Regions from separate parts of the Homo sapiens genome. Here regions 1, 2 and 4 are each linked to region 3. A link is a contact called in ENCODE Hi-C or POLR2A ChIA-PET data. All regions are on one chromosome and are shown on one strand. The core of a region is the stretch at or near the end of the contact, and the rest is flanking DNA. Distances in the headings are between cores, read along the strand shown.

The links. Hi-C counts contacts between places; a loop is a spot of excess contacts on that map. ChIA-PET counts read pairs that join two places held with the same protein, here RNA polymerase II (POLR2A). Pooled maps may share reads with other maps.
Region 1: a loop to region 3 is called in a map of naive thymus-derived CD4-positive, alpha-beta T cell, with 7 times the contacts of the local background. The contact joins the enhancer-like site here to the promoter of ZNF737 in region 3. A Hi-C loop is called at or near these places in 1 of 168 maps with a recorded cell type or tissue (naive thymus-derived CD4-positive, alpha-beta T cell), 3 of 37 single-sample maps with no recorded cell type and 11 of 50 pooled maps. POLR2A ChIA-PET finds 5 or more read pairs at or near these places in 13 of 52 experiments (CD4-positive, alpha-beta T cell, OCI-LY7, Panc1 and 7 more).
Region 2: a map of B cell shows a loop between it and region 3 (11-fold over the local background). The contact joins the promoter of ZNF486 here to the promoter of ZNF737 in region 3. A Hi-C loop is called at or near these places in 2 of 168 maps with a recorded cell type or tissue (B cell and CD4-positive, alpha-beta T cell), 1 of 37 single-sample maps with no recorded cell type and 9 of 50 pooled maps. POLR2A ChIA-PET finds 5 or more read pairs at or near these places in 14 of 52 experiments (B cell, CD4-positive, alpha-beta T cell, CD4-positive, alpha-beta memory T cell and 8 more).
Region 4: a loop to region 3 is called in a pooled map, with 14 times the contacts of the local background. The contact joins the promoter of ZNF90 here to the promoter of ZNF737 in region 3. A Hi-C loop is called at or near these places in 1 of 37 single-sample maps with no recorded cell type and 7 of 50 pooled maps. POLR2A ChIA-PET finds 5 or more read pairs at or near these places in 8 of 52 experiments (CD4-positive, alpha-beta T cell, CD8-positive, alpha-beta T cell, WTC11 and 5 more).

The regions. Positions count from the first base shown.
Region 1 is chr19:20,237,074-20,239,773 of GRCh38, reverse strand. It overlaps LOC105372310 (a long non-coding RNA gene), which reads left to right. Exons shown (of 7, transcript XR_007067164.1): 3 at 1-792; 4 at 1,224-1,486. Among named protein-coding and RNA genes, the nearest start is that of ZNF486, 71 kb to the right of the region's middle. RefSeq lists enhancers at 549-1,067, 1,579-2,089. Within about 2 kb of position 1,298, at least 17 of the 41 ENCODE cell types and tissues checked have a DNase peak (open chromatin) inside an H3K27ac peak, as active enhancers do; they include OCI-LY7 and Panc1, where a contact is called at or near this core.
Region 2 is chr19:20,165,788-20,168,487 of GRCh38, reverse strand. It overlaps ZNF486 (zinc finger protein 486), which reads right to left and starts at 1,274. Exons shown (of 4, transcript NM_052852.4): 1 at 1,128-1,274. The coding sequence starts at 1,157. The region is part of intron 5 of LOC105372310 (a long non-coding RNA gene); the gene reads left to right. RefSeq lists an enhancer at 1-692.
Region 3 is chr19:20,564,334-20,567,033 of GRCh38, reverse strand. It overlaps ZNF737 (zinc finger protein 737), which reads left to right and starts at 1,253. Exons shown (of 4, transcript NM_001159293.2): 1 at 1,253-1,396. The coding sequence starts at 1,394. The region is part of intron 2 of LOC105372316 (a long non-coding RNA gene); the gene reads right to left. RefSeq lists enhancers at 1,401-1,450, 1,661-1,820.
Region 4 is chr19:20,076,738-20,079,437 of GRCh38, reverse strand. ZNF90 (zinc finger protein 90) reads right to left here and starts at 1,438. Exons shown (of 4, transcript NM_007138.2): 1 at 1,303-1,438. The coding sequence starts at 1,305. RefSeq lists an enhancer at 1,016-1,495.

The DNA of each region.
Region 1 (2,700 bases), core at 49-2,548, 330 kb after region 3:
GACTTTGGGGAGAGAAAGAGATCATGGCTTCCGAACAAGATAAACAAGCAGTGCAACTGGCCCTGGATCTATGACCCATTTGGGATGGTCCCGTAGAACTGCAAGTAACTGTCCTAGATCAACATGCTAATTGGAGCCTTAGGCAGAAACAAGATGGGAAGAGGTACATTTCTGGTTTTGGACCCAGAAACTGCCAGAGGCCAGCAAAGCTTATAACCCTTTCGAGGAGCAATTGTTAGCTTGCTATTGGGCTTTGCTGGAAACGAAACACCTCTGCTTCAACCATGATGTCTTTATGAGGCTTGAAATTCCTATTATGACTTGGGTCATGAGTTCCCCCGAAACTCACCAGATAGGGCACGCCAAGGGGGAGAACTGGGGGAGTTTCCATTCCGGGATTTGGGACGTCCCCAAGTTTCCAGCCTTGGGCTCCAGAGTCAGACACCGCACTCTCCAGGCTGGAAGATTCTCCACCAGGCCAGGAAGCAACAGCATGGGTTCCAGAGTGGGACACCCGCACTCACCAGACTATGAAGGACTCACCACCAGACCAAGAAGCAACAGCCTGAGCTCCAGAGTCAGACACCACCCTCATCAGACTGTGGAGGATTCACCACCAGACAGGGAAGCAACAGCCTGGGCTCCAGAGTTGGCCACTCGTCCGTGCACAGACGAGGAGAGGTCTCATGAAGCTTCGGTGCAGTCTGGGACCACAGCTCTTTAGTAACGAGTTGTTTGGCATAAAGCCCAGTCACAGGGCTCTTCAGGACAGGGCTTAAGGAACACAAAAAGGTCAGCTTGTTTTTGTGATTGTCTATTGTTTTTCAACAATAGTAGCTGTAATCCCAGCTACTCAGGAGGCTGAGGCAGGAAAATCGGGTGAGCGAGACCCCGCCACTGCACTCCAGCCTGGGTGACAAAGCGAGACTCCGTCTCAAAAAAAAAAAAAAAAACATTAGCTTTAGTATTGATAATACACTACTAACAAAGTAAACGTTGATTTTCTCTTGAACAAAAATTTTATGTATTATTAATATGCCAGCAAAATACTTCTGTTCACCTTTTGAATACATTCAAAAGGAGAGTGAGTACAAAAGAGAATTTTCTCATGCTCTGGGGGGGGCCTGGGTCAGCTCAGGAAGGAAGCCCTGCCTGTAAAGGCTGCAGCTTAGGCTGTCTCTCTTCACTTAGCCCAGCATCTGATCACATCTTCTGTCACTCAGGGCCTGAGGGGCGGGACCTAAAGCATTATCCAATCAGAGACGCTGGGCTGGAAACCGTCCAATCAGGCACGCAGCTGGAGCGACGAGGACGGCTTTCCGCTTTTGGCGCGGCCTTTGTCTCTAGCTGCAGCCGGCGTTTCAGGTCTCGTCTTCACTGGTCTGTGTCCTATTCTCCTGGAGGCCCAGCCTCTGTGGCCCTGTGACCTGCAGGTATTGGGAGATCCACAGCTAAAACCCCAGGACACCCTGGAAGCATAGAAATGGTGAGAGTGCCCGGCCGACATCCCGAGACAGGAAGAGGGGCAGGGTGGAACTGGTGGGAAGTGACTGTGGCGGGACTCAGGCCTCTTCGCAGTCAGCTCCACAATGTGCGCCCCAAGTTCTCCTTGCCCAGGTTGGCCTCAGCCCCCTTCAGCCTTAAGATGGCGACTGCGCTGACAGCCGGGCCGCCAGGCCTCCTGTCTCTTCCTCTCGCAGTGACTGTGCCATGGCCTGGAGCCCTTTCTAGGCAGCTCTGCAGCGGCAGCGCCGCGTTTCTCCCAGATTTTGCAGGGACCATGGGAGGGTCGTCAGGGGAGAATCCTGACTCGGGATGTGGGTTCATGAATGGGAAGAGCTTTGGTCCGTGGGGTTCACAGTTTCTCTTTTCTGTTATTAAAAATGTGTGGAATCCGGGAGGTGGAGCTTGCATTGAGCCGAGATTGCACCACCACTCCAGCCTGGGCGACAGAGGGAGACTCCGTCTCAAAGAAAAAAAAAAAGTATGGTGCCAGGTACGAAATGCCAGTAATCCCAACACTTTGGGAGGCTGAGAAGGGCTGATCACTTGAGGTCAGGAGTTGAAGACCAGCCTGGGCAAAATGGGGAAACCCCATCTCTACAAAGAAAATAGAAAAATTAGCTGAGTGTGATGGCGAATGTCTCTAGTCCCAGCTACTCGGGAGGCAGAGGAGAGAGAATCGCTTGAACCCAGGAGGCGGAGGCTGCAGTGAGCTGATATCACACCACTGCATTCCAGCCTGGGTGACAGAGCAAGACTTTGTCCTTTTTTTTTTTTTTTTTTTTTTTGAGACGGAGTCTCGCTGTCGCCCAGGCTGGAGTACAGTGGCGCGATCTCGGCCCACTGCAGGCTCCGCCCCCTGGGGTTCACGCCATTCTCCTGCCTCAGCTTCCCGAGTAGCTGGGACTACAGGCGCCCGCCACCTTGCCTGGCTAATTTTTTGTATTTTTAGTAGAGACGGGGTTTCACTGTGTTAACCAGGATGGTCTCCATCTCCTGACCTCGTGATCCGCCCGCCTTGGCCTCCCAAAGTGCTGGGATTACAGGCGTGAACCACCGCGCCCGGCCTAAGACTTTGTCTAAAAAAATAAATAAATACATAAATTATGGGAGTCACCGCAAAAATATCAAATAATTTAATCAGTCATTCAAGAGCACCCAGCTATAGTTTGTAGTTTGCGGTCCATGGGAGGGGCT
Region 2 (2,700 bases), core at 25-2,524, 400 kb after region 3:
AGACAGGGTTTCTCCATGTTAGTCAGGCCGGTCTCGAACTCCCGAACTCAGGTGATCCGCCTGCCTTGGCCTCCCAAAGTGCTGGGATTACAGGCGTGAGCCACTGCGCCTGGCCCTTCTTTTGTGTGTGTGAAGGAGTCTTGCTCTGTCACGCACACTTAAGTACGATGGCGCGGTCTCAGCTCACTGCAACCTCCGCCTCCTGGGTTCAACCAATTCTCGTGCCTCAGCCTCCCAAGTAGCTGGGATTACAGGTGCCTGCCACCACACCTGGCTAATTTTTGTATTTTTAGTAGAGACGGGGTTCACGGTGTTGGCCAGGATGGTCTAGAACTCCTGACCACAAGATCCTCCCGCCTAGGTCTCTCAAAATGCTGGGATTACAGGCGTGAGCCACCGCGCCCGACCAGGAATGGGTTTTTAACCCCAACGTAGTTTTTGTTTTTGTGTCCTTCCCCTATTGGCTGGGGTCAGACCGCACAATCTAAGCTGATCCCGGTTGGCTTAGACCCAAACTTTTTCCAAATAGGATAAACGAGCGATTTGCGAGAAAAGGAAAAGGGAGAAAAAGGGGTAGGGTTGTTTTACAACTTTTACAACTTCTGATCAGGAAGTTGAGTCTTTGAAGAGGAATTTAGTTGTCCTAGCAACCCTTTACCTCAAGTGATCCGCCAGCCTTCGCCTCCCAAAATGCTGGGATTACAGACGTCAACCACCGCGCCCGGCCCCATAAATTTTTAACAAAAGAAAAGAGAAACTGTGAACCCCACGGACCAAAGCTCTTCCGAATCGTGAACCCGCACCCCGAGTCAAGATTCTCCCCTGATGACCTTCTCGTGGTTCCCGCACCATCTGGGAGAGACCCGAAGCTGCGGGTGGAGAGCTGCTGCACAGAGAGGGCGCCAGGCCAGGGCACGGTCACTGCGCAGGGAAGAGACAGGACGCCCCGGGACCGGCTGTCAGCGCAGCCACCATCTTATGGCTGAAGGGGACTGAGGCCGAGCTGGGTAAGGAGAAGTCCGGACGCAGATTGTGGAGCTGACTACGGGGAGGCCTGAGTCCCTCCACAGCCACTTCCCATCAACCAGTCCCTCCCCTCTCTCAGGATGTCCAATGGGCACTCTCACCATTTCTAGGCTTCTAAGGGGTCCCGGCATCTTGGCTGTGGATCTCCCAATACCTACAGGACACAGGGCCACAGAGGGTGGGCCTCTAGGAGCAGAGGACACAGAGTAGCGAAGAGGCGACCTAGAGCTCCAGATGCAGCGAGAGACAAAGGCCGCGCCAAACCCGGAAGCCGTCCTCTTTGCTCCAGCTGCCTGCCTGATTGGACGGTTTCCAGCCCAGCGTCTCTGATTGGATAATGCTTAAGGCCCCGCCCACTCAGTCCCTGAGTGACAGAGGATGTGATCAGATGCTGGGCTGAGTGATGAAAGAGTAACAGCCTAAGCTGCAGCCTTTTCAGGCAGGGCTTCCTCCCTGAGCTGAGCCAGGCCCACCCTAGAGCAAGGGAAAATTCTATCTCTTTTTTACTCTCTCTCTTTTTGCATGTATTCAAAAGGTGAACAGAAGTATTTTGCTGTCATATTAATAATACATAAAATTTTTGTTAGAAAATCAACTTTTACTTTGGTAATAGTGTATTATCAATACTAAAGCTAATTTTAATAAAACCTTATATATAAATCAGATTTGTCACTTTTGACCTCTCGAGATTTACACATATATTTCATAATCACTTGTAATTTTTTTAACTTTTTATATTTTATCTACATTCTTTTTTTCAATTTGAAACAACCTTTAAGTAATTTCAAATTGTTACAGGAAATAGAAATCATTTAGAACCAGGCGCAGTGGCTCACGCCTCTAATTCCAGCACTTTGGGAGGCCAAGGTGGGCGGATAACTTGAGTCAGGAGTTCAAGACCAGCCTGGCCAACATGGTGAAACCCCATTTCTACTAAAAATACAAAAAATTATCTGGGTGTGCTGGTGTGCACTTGTAGTCCCAGCTACTCCGGAGGCTGAGGCAAGAGAATCGCTTGAACCCAGGAGGCGGAGGTTGTGTAACAGCCCAAGGGTTTTACCTTGCCTTTTGTCTAGACAGAGCTGATTCATAAAGACAGGCCTTTTGCCTAGACAGAGCCCATTCATCAAGACAGGGGAATTTGTGGAGGAAAAGTTAAATATTAATTTTGAAATAAATTGAACACAGACACAAACAATGGTCACCAAGTCTCAGAACCGGTTGTGTGACCCCCTTGAGGCATTCATTGAGGCATTCATGTAGTGTCATTTCAGAGAAATCTCTGTTTCAATCTATTCCTATATGTTAGTTATTGAAAAACAAGATAACGTTTTTGTGTTCCTTGAGCCCAGTCGCAAAGGGCCCTAGTGACTGGGCCTCATGCCAAACATTTCAGCTCCATCAGGTCATTTATGTTCCTCTCCAAACTGTTTATTCTAGTTAGCAGTTCCTCTAACCTTTTATCAAGGTTCTTAGCTTCTTCAAATTGGGTTCGAACATGTTTCTTTAGCTCAGCAGAGTTTGTTATTAACCATCTTCTGAGGCCTACTTCTGTGAATTCATGCATCTCATCCTCTTATGTTCCTCTCCAAACTGGTTATTCTAGTTAGCAGTTCCTCTAACCTTTTATCAAGGTTCTTAGCTTCTTCAAATTGGGTTCAAACATGTTTCTTT
Region 3 (2,700 bases), core at 4-2,503:
AACAGCCACAGCTCTAGAGTCAGCCACCCGTCCATCGTACACAGACAAGGAGAGGTCTTATGAAGCTTCAGGGCGGTCTGGGACCTTAGCTCTTTTGTAACGAGTTGTTTGGCATAAGGCCCAGTGATGAGAGCCCTTCACGACTTGCCTCAAGGAACACAAAAAGGTCAACCTTTTTTTGTGATTGTCTATTGTTTTTCAACAACTAATATATAGGAATAGATTGAAATAGAGATTTCTTCAATACAGCGCTGGATGAACACCTCAGGGGCTCACACAACCTGTTCTGGGACTTGGTGACAATTGTTTGTGTCCACATTCAATTGAGTTCAGATTTAATATGTGACTTTTCCTCCACAAATTCCCCTGTCTTGATGAATCGGCTCTGTCTAGGCAAAGGGTAAAATAAACCCCTTGGGCTGTTACACAACCTCCGCCTCCTGGCTTCAAGTGATTCTCCTGCCTCAGCCTCCGGTGTAGCTGGGACTACAGATGTGCACCCCCACACCCAGGTAACTTTTTATATTATTAGTTATTATTATTATTTATTAGTTATTATTAGAGATGGGGTTTCACCATGTTGGCTAGGCTTGTCTTGAACTCCTGACCTCAAGTGATCTGCTCACCTTGGCCTCCCAAAGTGTTGGAATTACCAGCGTGAACTATCCGTGCCTGCCTCTAAATGATTTCTATCTCCTATAGCTGTTGGAAATTAAAGATTGTTTCAAATTGAAAAAATAAAAAGAATGTGGACAAAAATAAAATATAAATAGTTTTTTAAAATTACGAGATATTACAAAATATATATGTAAATCTGGAGTGCTCAAAAATGACAAATTTGATTTATTTATAAGGTTTTATTAAAATTAGCTTTAATAGATTTTACCATTACCAAAGTAAAAGTTGATTTTCTGTTGAACAAAAATTTTATGTATTATTAATGACAGCAAAATACTTCTGTTCACCTTTTTAATACATTCAACAAGAAAGAGAGTAAACAAGAGATAAAATATTCCCATGCTCTGGGGTGGGCCTGGCTCAGCTCAGGGAGGAAGCACTGTTTGAAAAGCCAGCTGCTTAGGCTGGCACTCTTTGTTCACTTAACCCAGCATCTGATCATATCTTCTGTCACTCAGGGCCTGAGGGGGCGGGGATTTAAGCATTATCCAATCAGGGACGCTGGGCTGGAAGCCGTCCAATCAGGCACGCAGCCAGAGTGAAGCGGAAGGCTTCCGGGTTTTGCGGGGCCTTTGTCTCTGCAGCCGGAGCTCCAGGTCTTGTCTTCACTGCTGTGTGTCCTCTGCTCCTAGAGGCCCAGCCTCTGTGGCCCTGTGTCCTGCAGGTATTGGGAGATCCACAGCTAAGACGCCCGGGAGCCCCTGGAAGCCTAGAAATGGTGAGAGTGCCGGTCCGACATCCCGAGAGAGGGGGATAGGCTGGTTGGAACCGGTGGGAAGTGGCTGTGGCGGGACTCAGGCCTCTGCGCAGTCAGCTCCACAATCTGCACCCTGAGTTCTCCTTGCCCAGCTCGGCCTCAGTCCCGTTCAGCCATAATTTGGCGGCTACGCTGACAGCCGGGCCCCCTGGCGTCCTGTGTCTTCCCTGCGTAGTGACTGCTCTGGCCTGGAGCGCTCCGTGGGCAGCTCTGCAACCGCAGCCTCCCGTCTCTCCCAGAATGTGCAGGGACCACCAGAGGGTCGTCAGGGGAGAATCCTGACTCGGGGTGCAGGTTCATGAATGGGAAGAGCTTTGGTCCGTGGAGTTCACAGTTTCTGTTTTCTGCTATTCAAAATTTATGGGGCCGGGCGCAGTCGTTCACGCCTGTAATCCCAGCACTTTGGGAGGCCGAGGCAGGCGGATAACTTGAGGTCAGGACTTCAAGATAAGCCTGGCCCAAATGGGGAAACCCCATGTCTACTAAAAATGCAAAAATTAGCTGGGTGTGATGACAGATGTCTGTAATCACAGCTTCTCGGGAGGCAGAAGTGAGAGAATCGCTTGAACTCCGGAGGTGGATGTTGCAGTGAGCTGAGATCTTGCCACTGCACTCCAGCCTGCGCGACAGTGAGACTCCGTCTCAAAAAAAAAAAAAAAATTCCTGGTTATGTAATTACAGTTTAATTGGCAGTTTATAGTTGCTTAAGCCTGAATTTTGTTTCCCCTAATGTAGTAATTTCCCAAAAAATGCACATGAGCTTAGATTTTTTTTTTTTTGAGGTAGAAATCCAGGGACTAGAGCTTCTTCAGTCTAATTGCCTGCCACTTAATTATTTTCACACGCCACAGCGGACTGATTTTCCCTGGCATTTTCCACATGTGTCTCAAGCAAGGCCTCAAGTGTACCCCATGTTCCTCAATTTATTATTTTTATTTTTTTTTTTTTGAGACGGAGTCTCGCTCTGTCGCCAGAGCTGGAGTGCAGTGTCAGATCTCGGCTCACTGCAACCTCCGCCTCTCAGGTTCAAGCATTCTTCTGCTTCAGCCTCTGGAGTAGTTGGGGCTATGGGCACGCGACACCACGCCCAGCTAATTTTTGTATTTTTAGTAGAGATGGAGTTTCAGTATGTTAGCCAGGAATGCTAGTTACCAAGGAAAAAAATAGGGAAAATCTCTCTTCCATTTTGGCTGTAGACAATGAATATATTTCCACAGGAAAATGTGGTAGATAATTGATGAGTTACATAGATTCGTCAACACATT
Region 4 (2,700 bases), core at 189-2,688, 490 kb after region 3:
TTTATTTTACAAAGTCAAACAAGTGCCTCAAAACAATAACATCATTATCAGTAAGACCCATCCAGTTTCCTTTCATCTTAATCTTAACTGCATCTGCCTGGACAAACTCCATCTCAAAAAAAAAAAAAAAACCCTCCTTTTGCAGGCTTAATATTAGCCTTAGCTCGGAATCACTAGGTTCAAGCTTTAATTTCCATGCCAGAGTTATTCACTGGGTTTTTGAAACTAAGTGTTGGAAAATACAGTGAAGTTACTAAAACACAGTGTTTACATAAAGGATGGAAATTTTAAGATGCTTACTTTTTTTTTTTTTTTTTTTTTTGAGGACTCTCCCTCTGTCGCGCATGCTGGAGCGCGATGGAGGGATCTCAGCTCACTGCAACCTCTGCCTCCCGAGTTCAAGCAATTCTCGGGCCTCAGCCTCCCAAGTTGCTGGGATTACAGGCGCTTGGCACCACTCCAGGCTAATTTTTGTATTTTTAGTAGAGAGAGGTTTCACCACGTTGGATAGGCTGGTCTAGAAATTTGACCACGTGATCCGCCCGCCTCGGCGCCCCAAAGTGCTGAAATTACAGGCAGGAGCCACCGCGCCTGGCCGGGAAGGGGTTATTAGCCCTAATGCAGTTCTGTTTTTGTTTTCCCTCCATTGGCTGGGGTCAGACCGCACAATCTAAGCTGATCCCGGTTGGCTTACACTCAAGCTTTTTCCAAATCGGGTAATGCGCGATTTGTGAGAAAAGGAGAAGGGAGAAGAAGGGGTAGGGGTGATTTACAACTTTTCCAACTTATGACCAGGAAGTTGCGTCTTTGAAGAAGAACTACGTTGTACTAACAACCCTTTACCTCAAGTGATCCGCTCGCCTCGACCTCCCAAAATGCTGGGATTACAGGCATGAACCACAGCGACCGGCCCCATAAGTTTTTAATAGGAGAAAAGAGAAACTGTCAACCCCATGGACCAAAGCTCTTCCCATTCATGAACCTGCACCCCGAGTCAGGATTCTCCCCCGAGAACCCTCCCGTGCTCCCTGCACAATCTGGGAGAGACGCAGCGCTGTGGGTGCAGAGCTGCCCAGAGAGGGCTCCAGGCCAGGGCAGGGAAGAGACAGGACGCCGCGGGGCCCGGCTGTCGGCGCTGTTGCCATCTTATGGCTGAAGGGGACTGAGGCCGAACTGGGCAAGGAGAAGTCGGTCGCAGATTGTGGAGCTGACTGCGGGGAGGCCTAAGTCCCGCCACAGCCACTTCCCATCGGTTCCAACCAGTCCCTCCCCTCTCTCGGAATGCTGGAAAGGCACTCTCACCATTTCTAGGCTTCCGGGGGTCCCTCAGCTGTGGATCTCCCAATACCTGCAGGTCACAGGGCCACAGAGGCTGGAGAAGAAGACACGAAGCAGCTAAGACCAGATTTGGAGCACCAGCTGCAGCAAGAGACAAATGGCCGCGCCAAACCCGAAAGCCTTCCTCTTCGCTCCAGCTGCCTGCATGATTGGACGGTTTCCAACCCAGCGTCCCTGATTGGATAATGCTTAAGGCCCCGCCTCCTCAGTCCCTGAGTGACAGAAGATGTGATCACATGCTGGGCTGAGTGAAGAAAGAGTCACAGCCTCAGCTGCAGCCTTTTCAGGCCGGGCTTCCTCCTTGAGCTGAGCCAGGCCCACCGGAGAGCATGGGAAAATTCTTTTTTACTCTTTCTCTTTTTGAATGTATTCAAAAGGTGAACAGAAGTATTTGGCTGTCATATTAATAATACAAAAAATTTTTGTTCAAGAGAAAACTTTTACTTTGGTAATAGTGTATTATCAATACGAAAGCTAATTTTAATAAAACCTTGTAAGTAAATCAAATTTGTCATTTTTGACCTCTCGAGACTTACATATACATCATATATATTTTGTAATCTAATGTAATTTTTTTAACTTTTTATATTTTATTTTTATCTACATTCTTTTTATTTTTTCAATTTGAAACAACTTTTAAGTAATTTCAAACTGTTATAGGAGACAGAAAGGAAATCATTTAGGGCCAGGCGCGGTGGCTCACGCCTGTAATTCCAGCACTTTGGGAAGCCAAAGAGGGCGAATCACTTGAGGTCAGGAGTTCAAGACCACCCTGGCCAACACGGTGAAACCCCATTTCTACTAAAAATACAAAACCTTACCTGGGCGTGCTGGTGCACACCTGTAGTCCCAGCTACACCGAAGGCTGAGGCAGGAGAATCTCTTGAACCTAGGAGGTGGAGGTTGTGTAACCGCCCAAGGAGTTTACCTTGCCCTTTGCCCAGACAAAACCAATTCATCAAGACAGGGGAATTTGTGGAGGAAAAGTTAAATATTTAATTTGAACTCAATTGAACGTGGACACAAACAATGGTCACCAAGTCCTGGAAGAGGTTGTGTGAGCCCCTTGAGGCGTTCATCCAGTGCTATTTTAGAGAAATCTCTATGTCAATCTATTCAATCTATTCCTATACATTCGTTATTGAAAAACAATAGACAAGGCCGGGCGCGGTGGCTCACGCCTGTAATCTCAGCACTTTGGGAGGCTGAGGCGGGCGGGTCACGAGGTCAGGAGATCAAGACCATGCTGGCTAACACGCTGAAACCCCGTCTCTACTAGAAATACAAAAAATTAGCCAGGCCTGGTGGCAGGCGCCTGTAGTCCCAGCTAGTCGGGAAGCTGAGGCAGGAGAATGGTGTGAA